Linked DNA regions of Mus musculus: region 1 is linked to region 2. A link is a contact called in ENCODE Hi-C or POLR2A ChIA-PET data. All regions are on one chromosome and are shown on one strand. Each heading gives the region's core, a stretch centred on a gene start or an enhancer-like site at or near the end of the contact. The rest is flanking DNA. Distances are from core to core; before and after follow the strand shown.

The links. A loop is a pair of places that touch in the nucleus more often than their neighbours do. ChIA-PET counts read pairs that join two places held with the same protein, here RNA polymerase II (POLR2A).
Region 1: a map of v-Abl transformed pro-B cells shows a loop between it and region 2 (2.3-fold over the local background). The contact joins the promoter of Slc43a2 here to the promoter of Mir22hg in region 2. A Hi-C loop is called at or near these places in 1 of 37 maps with a recorded cell type or tissue (v-Abl transformed pro-B cells). POLR2A ChIA-PET finds 5 or more read pairs at or near these places in 4 of 5 experiments (Patski and embryonic stem cell).

Annotation. Positions count from the first base shown.
Region 1 is chr11:75,530,529-75,535,877 of GRCm38, reverse strand. It overlaps Slc43a2 (solute carrier family 43, member 2), which reads right to left and starts at 3,766. Exons shown (of 14, transcript NM_001199283.1): 1 at 3,464-3,766; 2 at 3,090-3,290. The coding sequence starts at 3,249.
Region 2 is chr11:75,458,860-75,464,380 of GRCm38, reverse strand. It overlaps Mir22hg (Mir22 host gene (non-protein coding)), which reads right to left and starts at 2,842. Exons shown (of 3, transcript NR_030711.1): 1 at 2,626-2,842; 2 at 524-688. It overlaps Mir22 (microRNA 22), which reads right to left and starts at 665; the gene lies at 571-665.

The DNA of each region.
Region 1 (5,349 bases), core at 2,517-5,016, 71 kb before region 2:
GGGACTTAGCCTGGGAAAAAACCCCACTCTTCCCAGACTACACACTCAATTGCCACACCAGAAGGACAAGAGAGGTCTCTAGTTGCCATTACCAGGAGTGTATTATTACACAAAACTCATTAACTGCCCAGGCCCAGCTCCCGAGCCCCTGCCCTTGAGACAGAAAAAGCAAAGCTGCCGGGCCACAGAGGTAAGGGACTCCTTTCCTCTCTCCACACCACCAAACTGGAACCCACACCACAACGTGTCTGTAGCCCGATTCTGGCTAGAGTCCCAAACCTTTCAACAGGTTCAGGCAAATTTCCTTTGGGGAACGAATTCACACCATCAATCTTAAAGACAACAAAAAGCTGTGACATTCGACTCTCCATCAGCTGTATACAGGTCAGCTCTTTAAAGGCCTAAAGCGATCCACTTAGCCATGCACCAGGGCTGACGATGTTGGGCCACACTGCAAACCTTGACCTTAGCTTTACCAGACACTCCCAGTCAAGGAAGCGCAGAGGTTTCTGGCCCCAAAAGTCAACAGGTTCCCGGGACTCCACACAGCCAGGAGGCTGGAGAGATAAGCTGTGTAGAATCAGCAGGCCTCCCCAGCTAAGGATGCTAGGTCAGCGCGTTTGCCAGATAATCAGAAAAGCCCAAATCAGACACAGGAGCAAAGGCACGGCATAAGAAGTTGATGTTCAACCCATGATCCTGACCCTTTCCCCTTCACTCTGGTTTGTGGGAGTGACCTTCAAGTCTCTCAAGGGCTTAAATACCAACTCAGCGCTCGGCTGGCGAAATCCCTGGACTCCCCTCACCCAAAGGAAGGAAGAAGACAGCGTCTCCCCAGGAAAACAGTTTCCAGCCCCAGGGCGCCCATGCCGTCCGAGAGATTGTATAAAAGTGGACAATCTGATGTCACCAGTGCCATGAGTCAGAAAAAAAGAAAAAGAGAAAAAAAAAAAAAAGAAAAAAGAGAAGAGAAGAGAAGAGAAGAGAAGAGAAGAGAAGAGATAAAATCTGACCTCAGGATGAGGTAGTAAAAGCTTTGCCATAGGCTGATGTTTTTTTTTTTTTTCTTTCTGTTTTTTTAAATCCCCAGTGTATCCTGTAACAAAGGCACAAAAGAGAGCCAACACTCCCACCTGTTCCTTTCAGAGGGGCCTTTAATCTCCTGACATCCCAGAAGCAAAAGAGAAAGCTTGGTCAGGGAACAAGGTCTGACTCTCAGTCTCTCAAGATTTCTTGCTGATGTGGGGAAAGACCTGCCAAGAAACCTTAGGCTATTAGGAAACATTTTTGAGTGCTAAAGGCTAAAGGTTGGTTATAAATGATAGGCTTTCTGCCCTCTCCCAGGTGGCCTTTGGTCTCTCCCTTTCTCCCACCTTTCTCCTCTCCTGCTAAGCTCTGTACACTAAGGATCCTCTGGGCAGATCAGAGAAGGGAAGTGAAGACTAACTGACTCGGGTCCAGGCAGTGGGAGCAGGTCCAAGGCTTTCCCTTCCTGCTAAGAATGAGAGGCTGGGTGAGGCAGTATAGGCTTGTCAGCCCACCACTTAGGAGAATGAGATGGAATTATTACAAATTAAAGGCTAGCCTCAGCTACATAGCAAGATCCTTTGTGAAGAACAAAAGACCAAACAACCTTACAGACAAAAAAATTTTTAGAGCCGGGCAGTGGTGGCGCACACCTTTGATCCTAGAATTTAGGAGGCAGAGACAGGCAGATTTCTGAGTTCGAGGCCAGCCTGGTCTACAGAGTGAGTTCCAGGACAGCCAAGGCTACACAGAGAAACCTTGTCTCAGGGAAAAAAAAATTCTTGAGAGCCCAGCAATAATGGTGCACTTTGATCCCAGGACTCAAGAGGCAGAGGCAGGTAGATCCTTGAGTTTGAAGCAAGTTTGGTCTAGGGGTTGAGTTCCAGGACAGACAGGGCTACACAGAGAAACCCTATTTTGAAAATAAAATAAAATAAATAGCAAGCCCACTTCTTAGAGATGACACTCAGGGCGTGGAACCTCTTGCCACCAAGTCTGTCAACCTGAGTTTGACCTCATAAATTCACATAGTGGAAAAAGAGTGTCAACAACCAAAAGCAGTCCTCTGTCATCGACAGCAGTCCTCTGTCATCGACAGCAGTCCTCTGTCAGTCATCCAGTTCTGTGGCCCCCATAAATGAATAAAAAAATGTAAGAAAAAATTTAAAGTAAAAAAGTAAATGAATAGGACTCTAGAAATAAAAAAGACATGCCAGCAGTGACCTACAGAGTCAAGCCTGGGTACGGGGTGGGGCAGAGACAAGAGACAAAGGCAAGAAGCAGTTCTTACCAAGGATGCCTAAGAAGGGGAGAGGATGGCAGCTGACTCGGCCCCACTGATGACCCTACAGCAACCAGGGTATGAAGACAGGAGTGGCAGAAGGAAGGGTGGGGGTAGTGTGGGCCAGCCTCAGCCTGCCTGCAGTCTGTCCTGGAGAGTCTAAGCATCCTTCTACCACTGTCTCCCTTCCTCTTCCTCCCTACGATGTTTTGAAAGCCACTGAGATGTTCTCACAGTTCAGGAGAGGAAATGGCCTTTGGAGAATCATAAAGCAGCAAAAATAGACAAGAAATTCTATCTTGGCAAGCCTTTAAGGGGACTCCATAATGGCCTGACTTAAAAACATGTAGGTCTAGATGAACCTTCCTTCGGGTGGAGGCGAAGCCACTTCCTCTCTCCTGCTGCACCCCGGCCTATGAGAGTTCCTCTTTCTTACACATGTTTTTTTTTTTTTTTTTTTTTTTGCAAGGCAAGCAATGCTGCAGGCCCTGGAAGACCAGAAGGCCAGCAACGTTCCTGACTGCACGCAGGAGTCTATTAGTCTATTAGTCTACAGCTTGGGCAAATGGAAGACTTGTCCCAGCCTCAGTTTCTCCATCCACAAACAGGGACGATGATAATGATACGCACCCAGAGAGCTGGATGAGGATCAAATGGGCTTTTTGGCACTTAGAGGCGCTGTGCAGCAAGCAGGCATAGCTGGCTTACATCTTCACCACCAACCGCCCTCTCCCAAAGACCCACTCCAGAAACCTGCCCCCGACCGAGGCGCCCATCTCACCTGGCTTCGTACACAGGTAGGAGTAAAAGCCCTCGGACTTGAGCATGATGAGCAGCGAACCCCAGCCCAGGAGGACTGCGGAGAAAAGGAGGTTTTCCAACACAGCGGTGCAGGCCATCCACCAGCGGCGCCGATGGGCAGTGGCCAGGGTGGGCGCCATGGTGCGGTGTGGCGGTGGTCGGGCTCCGGTTCTGCAGACACCTGCGCGCAGACCTCAGCTTCAGCGGTGGCTCTACCCAACCCGTGTAGCCGCTGGCGCACAGCCTGTCAGTCCCTTGCAGCCCAGGCTATAGGTGCCCGCCGCAAAAGAAAAGAACCCTAGCCCTGTCAGGGACCTGGGCCACCCCGTACCCGCAGCTACCTGGTAACGCTACCTTAGGCCACAGTGGAGCCCCGCTGGCCAAGAGGAAAGGCTTCTCCCTTAGTTCACTCGGAGGTAAACTGAGGCATGGCAGCTGGAAAAGGGCTAATTATGCTCAAGGACGTGGAGCGGGTCCTGATCCCAAGCAAGACTGAACAGCCACTTTGGGGGCCGGAAAGGGAGGCAGCTCGTAGTAAGGTCACCTGAGCAGAGGCTCACCTGAGAGCTGCCACTCCCAGGGACCCTGACAGGCTCCCGCCCGCCCGCACTCGAGACCCTTCCTTAGTGCTTGTTCCTTCAACCACAAAATCAGCACAGGGAGCCCCGAAACGGCCCGCCCACGGCGCTTTCATTGGCGGGACCGCACAGGAACTGCCGCGCCATTGGTTAGTGTTTAGGTCGCTAGGCGCTACCGCCACGCGAACCCCGCATGGGAGAGGCGAAGCCGGTTCAAACCGGCGGCGCGAGCCAACCGCGCGACCCCCGTGTCGGGCTGTTACCCCGGCGATTAGCCCGTTTCCATAGAAGCGGATCCCGTCCCTCTGTCCTCCTGGCCTTTTTCGTTACGTCTCCCTCCCGGTGTCGTCCCTCTGACAAGTATGCACCTTCCCTCCAACCCCTGCCTGCGAGCGGCTTCAGGTTCTCGCACCCTCGTCTGAGACCCGGATCCTGGGAGTCCAGCTCACCCGGCTCCTACCAGTGTGTATCGGGCCCGCCCGGCGCCTTTTCTGTCCCCTTTATTTCCAGCCCTTTTATTCCTATCCTAAGATGAAAAACACTGCCGCCCGTTGATTGGCTGAGTGGGGCTGGAAACAGGCGTCGGCCAATCAGCAGCTACCCACCCGCCCCCCGGCGAGCAGAAGCCGGTTCCGGCCGGACTTGGAGACAAACAAGAGGAATGGGGGGGCTGGGGGGCGGCTCGGGCAGGCCCAGCTCTACCCAGTTAAACTGGAGTGCCCCTCGACCCGGTGACCGCCGCGGGCATCGCCCCACGCCCTTCTCGTTGCCCTCTTCCTTGTCAAGTTCATGGGTCAGCGTTTCAGGGAGTCTTGGTCCACAGCGAGCTGGGCTCCAAGCACCGTGCGGTTCGGCCCGCAGTATAGACCACCGTTCTCGCCCGGAGAGAACCAGGGCCGGATGCTCCAACTCCGCAGGCCATTACCGCCCTTTTGTGCTGTTTCCCGGCCTGCTCCTTGGGCTTTGTGTCCGGGCTCCTCGCTGCCTAGCCCCCGTTGTCCTATCCAGGCGCTGTCTACGGGTATCAGAACACCCCGACCCAGGTCGTGGCATAATTACCGCATCCCTGCTAGATCTCCCGACTCACCGGGTCCTTGCCTGGAATCAGGTGCCTCCTGCCTGGTCTTTAATCGGTGTCCCTTAAGGGTCTGTAGTCAGGATTTTGGACTAAGAGCCCCTGGTCCTCCAGTTGTCGCCATCCCCATCCCGCGCCCTCTTTTCTCGGTGCCTTCAGAGACCGGTCAGTGTTCAGGCCGGTCACCTTGGCATGCCCTGCCCTCCCACTTTCCCAAACGACTCTTTCATGTGGCTGGCACACTTTCTCGTCCACCCTTCTTCATGCTGTGAGCAATCCCGAGCACCTAGTTAGTCTAAGTCTGACTTTGGAGAGCGCGATAGATCACTAGGGGTCCAAAGAGCTCCGTCCTTTCTGTATCATCAGCGGAGCTGCGCTGCTCTGAGGACCTGCTTGGACGTGGAATGGAGCCTCAGCACGAAAGATTTGGCTGTCCGTCCGAGTCTCCCTGACGAGAGGCACTAACCTCCCCTCAGAAAACACTCGGTATCCCTCAGATTCTCCACACTTCAAGAGCCGGCTTGCTTTAGAGCTAAGGGTGTCCCCAGCAGCCTGACTCAGCTTCCCTCAGCTCGAGTGCGCCCCCT
Region 2 (5,521 bases), core at 1,593-4,092:
TTCGAGGCCAGCCTAGTCTACAAAGTGAGTTCCAGGACAGCCAGGGCTATACAGAGAAACCCTGTCTCGAAAGACAAACAAACAAATAAACAAAAAAAGTAAATACACAAATGACTACTTAGAACGGAGTTTCAATGTCCCCCTTCCTGAGTACATTTACTTTTGGACCTCATGGAAAGGAAAGTGTGTGTGTGTGTGTGTGTGTGTATGTGTGTGTATGTGTGTGTGTGTGTGTGTGTGTGTGTGTGTGTGTTGGCATGGTGATGATGAAGATAAGAAAGGCAGGCCTACAAGGAAGTCTCAGTAAACAGACAGACTTTTCCTTCTATTTCTTCCCACTGCCACACAGACATCAACTAATCTTGGGGAGGTGGAGTCACCTATTCCCCAATTTATAGACAGTGCCTTTAACCTAAATCTTTCACTGGGCCAGTGGGGGTAAGGGCTCCCCAGAGGACCAGGGTTTCCCTCCCATAAAGCCATCACCCCAGCTGTCCAGACCTTCCCACCCCAGTTCTGTCACCTTCCGGATGATAGGCAAAGCTGCTGCTTCTCCTCTTCCTCCACGAAGCCAGGGGCAGAGGGCAACAGTTCTTCAACTGGCAGCTTTAGCTGGGTCAGGACATAAAGCTTGCCACTGAAGAACTACTGCGGCTCAGCCAGGTGAGGGTGTGGGAGGCACAGGTTCCTAAAAGGAAGGGGAGGAAAAAAAAAAACAGGAAAGCTGGGTGACAGGGCCAGCGACCCAGAGGCCATCCAAACCTGGCTCTAGCTGACTTTCAGTACCTTCTAATGAGGGGTTCTTGAATAAGAAGCAAGAGGCTTCTAAATGCACTTGCTTTGTGCCCCTTTACAGACTAGGAGCTGGCAACTCTTGGCAACCTGCTAAGGAGCCCAGCATCTTCGGCATTCAAAGGGCAGGGTGTAGAACCCAAGTCCCAAGTTAAAAAAAAAAATGTACTTCAGAAATATGAGCTCTGTGATCAACTCAAATGACTTGTTCTTAGGGAATTCAGCAGCAAGGAGGGTTTGTGTAGGGTTAGAAATGGGAGGGGCACTAGAGTTGGAAGGTCAGCAGGGGCTCTCAGGAGTCTGAGGGAGGACAGCTGACCAAAGGCAGGAGGGGAGGGAGGTATGGGTAGGGTGGCTGGGCAGCTTCCTCAGGACTAGAGATGCCAGGCATTCCGCTTGCACATTCCGGGTACATCTGGTATGAATTCCAGGCTGTCTGCCGGCCCCTCCACGTCTGAACTTTGTTCCAAGTTCCAAGCCCCGCCCCCACAGTTCCAACGCATGAATCAGCAGTAAAAGCCGGGGCCCTACAGCATGGCTCAGGGAGGGGGCTGGGGGCGTGGCAGGCTAGAGGGCTGGGAGCCCGAGAGGGTGGTTCTGCACAGTCAGTCCAAGGACATGGCCACTGCCAGATAGAAGGGCCAAGGAGACTTTGCCTTGGGATTTCTATTTTCAGAGAGTGGAAAGATTACACTAGGGTGGGCAACTTTCAAATTCCAAAAGCCTCTTGGGAAGTATAAACTTTGTCGGATCTTCCTTCTCCTAGGTGATCAGTCTCTGTCCACTTCTCTCTGCCCAGGATAGCTCTGTTCAGGCCACAGGGTTCACTGGCTGCTGAGAGTTTGTGCCAAGCAGGTGCCCTTGGCTGCGGGGCGGGGTGGGCCCAGGGCACTGACCCTCTGACCAGCTGCTCCATCAACTCTCTGGCACCATGACAGCTTCTAGCCTACTCTAACAGCCAGGGTGACAGGCCAAATGAGTTGGAGACTGAAACTAGGGCCAGAGGGAGGTGGGAACGTTAGCCTAACCGGAGGCCGTGGGGAGGGGCCAAGAGTTGGCCAGGAGGTGGGGAGAGAGGGAGCCCAGCGATGACTAACCCAGGCGCCCCACCCAGCCAGCCGGCTTCCCAGGCAGTCAGGCCAAGCCCGGGCTAGGGGCCTCTCTACCGGACATACTAGGGGGGAGGTGCAAAGGTGACCTTCTCTCTGTCCAAGACAGCCAGTTAGGCTGGGAGGGGGGGTGCGGGTAGAGTTTCCAGGCACTCCTCCTGTCCGCCCCCCCAACCTCCGCCCAACCCGCGGTGAAACCCTAACCTTTGGGTTGCATAAGGCCTCCGCACCGCCGCCCCCTACTCCTTTCCCCTCCCCCCTTACATAACATCCCCGGGAGGGAACGAGAGGAGGGGCCGGACCGCCCAGCGACCCCTTCCCTGCCAGGGACTTGAACTGGCCCTGACCCAGTCAGCGCCGGTAGAGGCAATGCACCTCCGCACCCCTCGCTCGTCCAGATCCTCCCTAGGCTAAATGGTCAGCTCGGGCATCCTCAAACCAAAGGGCGTCGGGGTTAGACGCCCCCGGCCCTCTGGCCTCTCATATTCCTCCCCAGTTACTTCTCCAAACCTTCTGCCACGACTCCTGTCCGGGACTCTCTCTTTAAACGTCCAGACACACTACTCGGGAGAGTCCAGGCTCCTCTCCCAAGAGCGCCCCTGTCCCCGCCGCCCCCTCTCCCCTCCCCCAGAAGGGCAGGGTGTGGCCGTCAGGACCCTACTTTCCCCATCACCCGGTTACCGCGGTTCCCCCCGGGATGACCGGGTCCCCAGATCACACCCACCTGATGCTGGGTGCGGGGGTTGCTGTGGACAGAGGAGCAAAATCACTGCGACCTGTCCGCACGGCCGACCGCTCTGTCTCTTCCCAGCGCCCAGCACACACCGGCTCCAGTCTCCGATCAGCTGGCGGCGTCGTGACGCACGAGCTGCGAATGAACCACCCAGGGCCAATCACCGCCCATTGCTGGGCAACGTGACCACACCCACTCGGGGGCGCCAGCACCTCTGCTTACTCCCGCCCATTCAGGCGTCTGGGCTCTGATTGGCAAGGAGGCCACCCCCTTGCCTGGAGGAGCTTCTCTAAGCCACGCCTACCAACTAACCAACTGGCCAATGGCTGAAAAGGTGTGGCTAACCCTCGGCCTAGGCGACTTGCTTAGACCAGCTTTACGTCAAACTACAGTTTAAAGAGCAGAAGGAAGTATAGGCGTGTATTTTTGCAGTGCATTCCGGTCAATGAAGTTCTTACGGTGACACTCAGCTTCCCAGAATGCAGCGCGCTCTGTGAGTTGGCATTTTTAAACTGATCTCTGACTCGGTCGCGGGGAAGTCCTTAAAGGGCTACAGCCCCTCCTTCTTGGAACTTCTTTTAGCCTCAAAACTGATTCACAGGAGGCCTGAGCTAAGCGAAGGTGGAGCACGCGAAGCAACAGGAGTGAGTAGAACTAAAGATGGAAGCCAGCCACCGATGCAGCAGAACACCCGAAGTCTTTTTTTTTTTCCACAAATAGGACTTTTTTTTTTTCGGGGTATAGGGACCACTGTCACTCGCACGGCCCCAGTCTTCACTGGAGAGCTAGCTCGAGGTCTTCGGGGTATAGGGACAAATGTCACCCGCACAGGCCCAATCTTCACTGGAGGTCTAGTCTATCCCTCGTGGGTTTAGTGAAATCTTTTCTAGTGAATGTCTCGTCTTAGTCGCTGAAGAGCCCACGGCTTCTCAAGGGGCACGTTCTTAACAAAGGATTCGCCCTCACTTTTAGAGAGGAAGCGTCTTTTTAAAAATTAGGGGAAGATCTTTACCAAAGTAGTATCAACCAGAAACCCGGTTCTAAGATTAACACCCATTCAGTCCCGCCCTCCGAAACGCTTCTCTGACTCAGGCCTACTTAGGGAAGTGATTTCAAAGGTGGAGACCAATGAAGAGGCGGCTCCTTCCCTAGGGGCCAATCAGAGTCTGAAAGGCGGGGGATGGGCAAAAACCGAAATGAACCCAATGACTTGGCAAAAGCTGCTGAATTGCTTATTTAAAGGGACAAGACTGGGACCACCTCTTCACTCCCTCCCCACCCCCAAAGAGAAACTTGTGGCCTGGGGTTCTTGACTTTTGAGTCATTTCTAAGAGCATCTAAGCTTTCTAAGTGAGAGCATCTGAGACAAAGAAATGAGAGGGAAGCCTGAGATAGCCGCTTCTGTGTTAAATTAAGTATGGGCTCCACTAAGGTGACTGCTGGGCTTGCTTCAAATCCTGAGTTCAACGTTCAGAATATTGTGTCTTTAAGGAGACTTCCTGCCTTCCGCCCCAGTAACAGCTGATTGTTCGACCCCAGGGGACGAATCAGCCCTAACCACATCCTCCTTCTTACGTGTCTGTCCTTCTCCATCTCCTTTTTTCTGCCCTTCCCCCTCAACCCCGCCATGGGTGGTAATGGAACCCCAACCATAGCGGGTAAAATGTATGCTTCTCATGATCTTTTCTTCATCAACCCAAGAGTGACGCCTCTCCCCAACATCTGTCCCTTACTTATTCAGACTTCTGAGGAGATTGGAATGGGAGATATTTCCTGTCACCACTGTCAGTTAGTGGGGAGGCCACTGCTGGGGAGCCTGTCCTGGCGGCCGGCTGAATGTGGGTGCTCCAGGGGCTCCTGCGGATGATGCAGGGAAACTGAGCCCAAGCCTAAACAAGAAAGGCTGTGGAAGATAAGCCTAGTGGGTCAGAATCCAGTCTCCTGGACCAGCTCTTTGCTGCTTCAGTTGCTCTCTTCCTTCCTAGGTCAGCTGATTGATGGGGTCCTCCTGCCTTTACCCACTCACCCCACTTTTAACTTCTCAGATGCCACTTATCTTTGACTTTTAACCCACTCCTGGGAAGACCCAGGTAAATGTGTTGCCCCAGCTCCAAGCTGGAGTCAGGGTCACTCCAGGACAAACTTAGTGCGAAGTCCCGGGACTGACTTGGCAGAGTTGGGGGAAATTGAGCAGGGCTCTAGCCAAGCTTGGAAGAAAGAAAAGTTTCAACAAGCTGCCCTATTCTCCATTATCCCTAGCATAGGAGCCCTGTTCCCTCCTCACTCGAGGCCTCTGTGGTGGCCCTTCTGATTTTATTCCACTCTCTAACCTCCTCCCACCCACCTCAAGGCCAAATGACAGGGTTTCAGCCTGAGATTTCTCAACCTTAGCACTGTTGATGTTTTGATCGAGAGAATTTATGTACATGGCTGCCCTGTTCATAGTAGGAAGGTCAGTACCACCCTGGCCTCTACCCTAGGTGCCAGTAGCACATGATCCCAATTATGACGACCAGAAGTGTCCCCAAATATCCCCTGGGGAGTCCAAATCCACCCTGGTTGAGAACCACTGAATTAGCCAAACAAATTCCAGTTCCAGTGCTGACTGGCAGTGAGCTTCGGAATGGTGTTTTCTTCATCTACAAAACAGTGTAGATAATAAAATTTGTGGTTTCTTGTAGGGGGTTAAGAAGAAACTTCTTGAAACCACTTAGCACAGTAGAAATCCAGCAGACCCACAGTTGGCACATTTGCTGTCAGCTTCTTTCTTGCTGACCTCACTTGGCATGGGCTGGTGGCCCACAGGCAGCTGCCGTTTTCCTCAGTGACTAGCCAAAATGGGTACTTCTGGAAACACAATACTGAAGTAGGCGAAGGGAAGTGACTA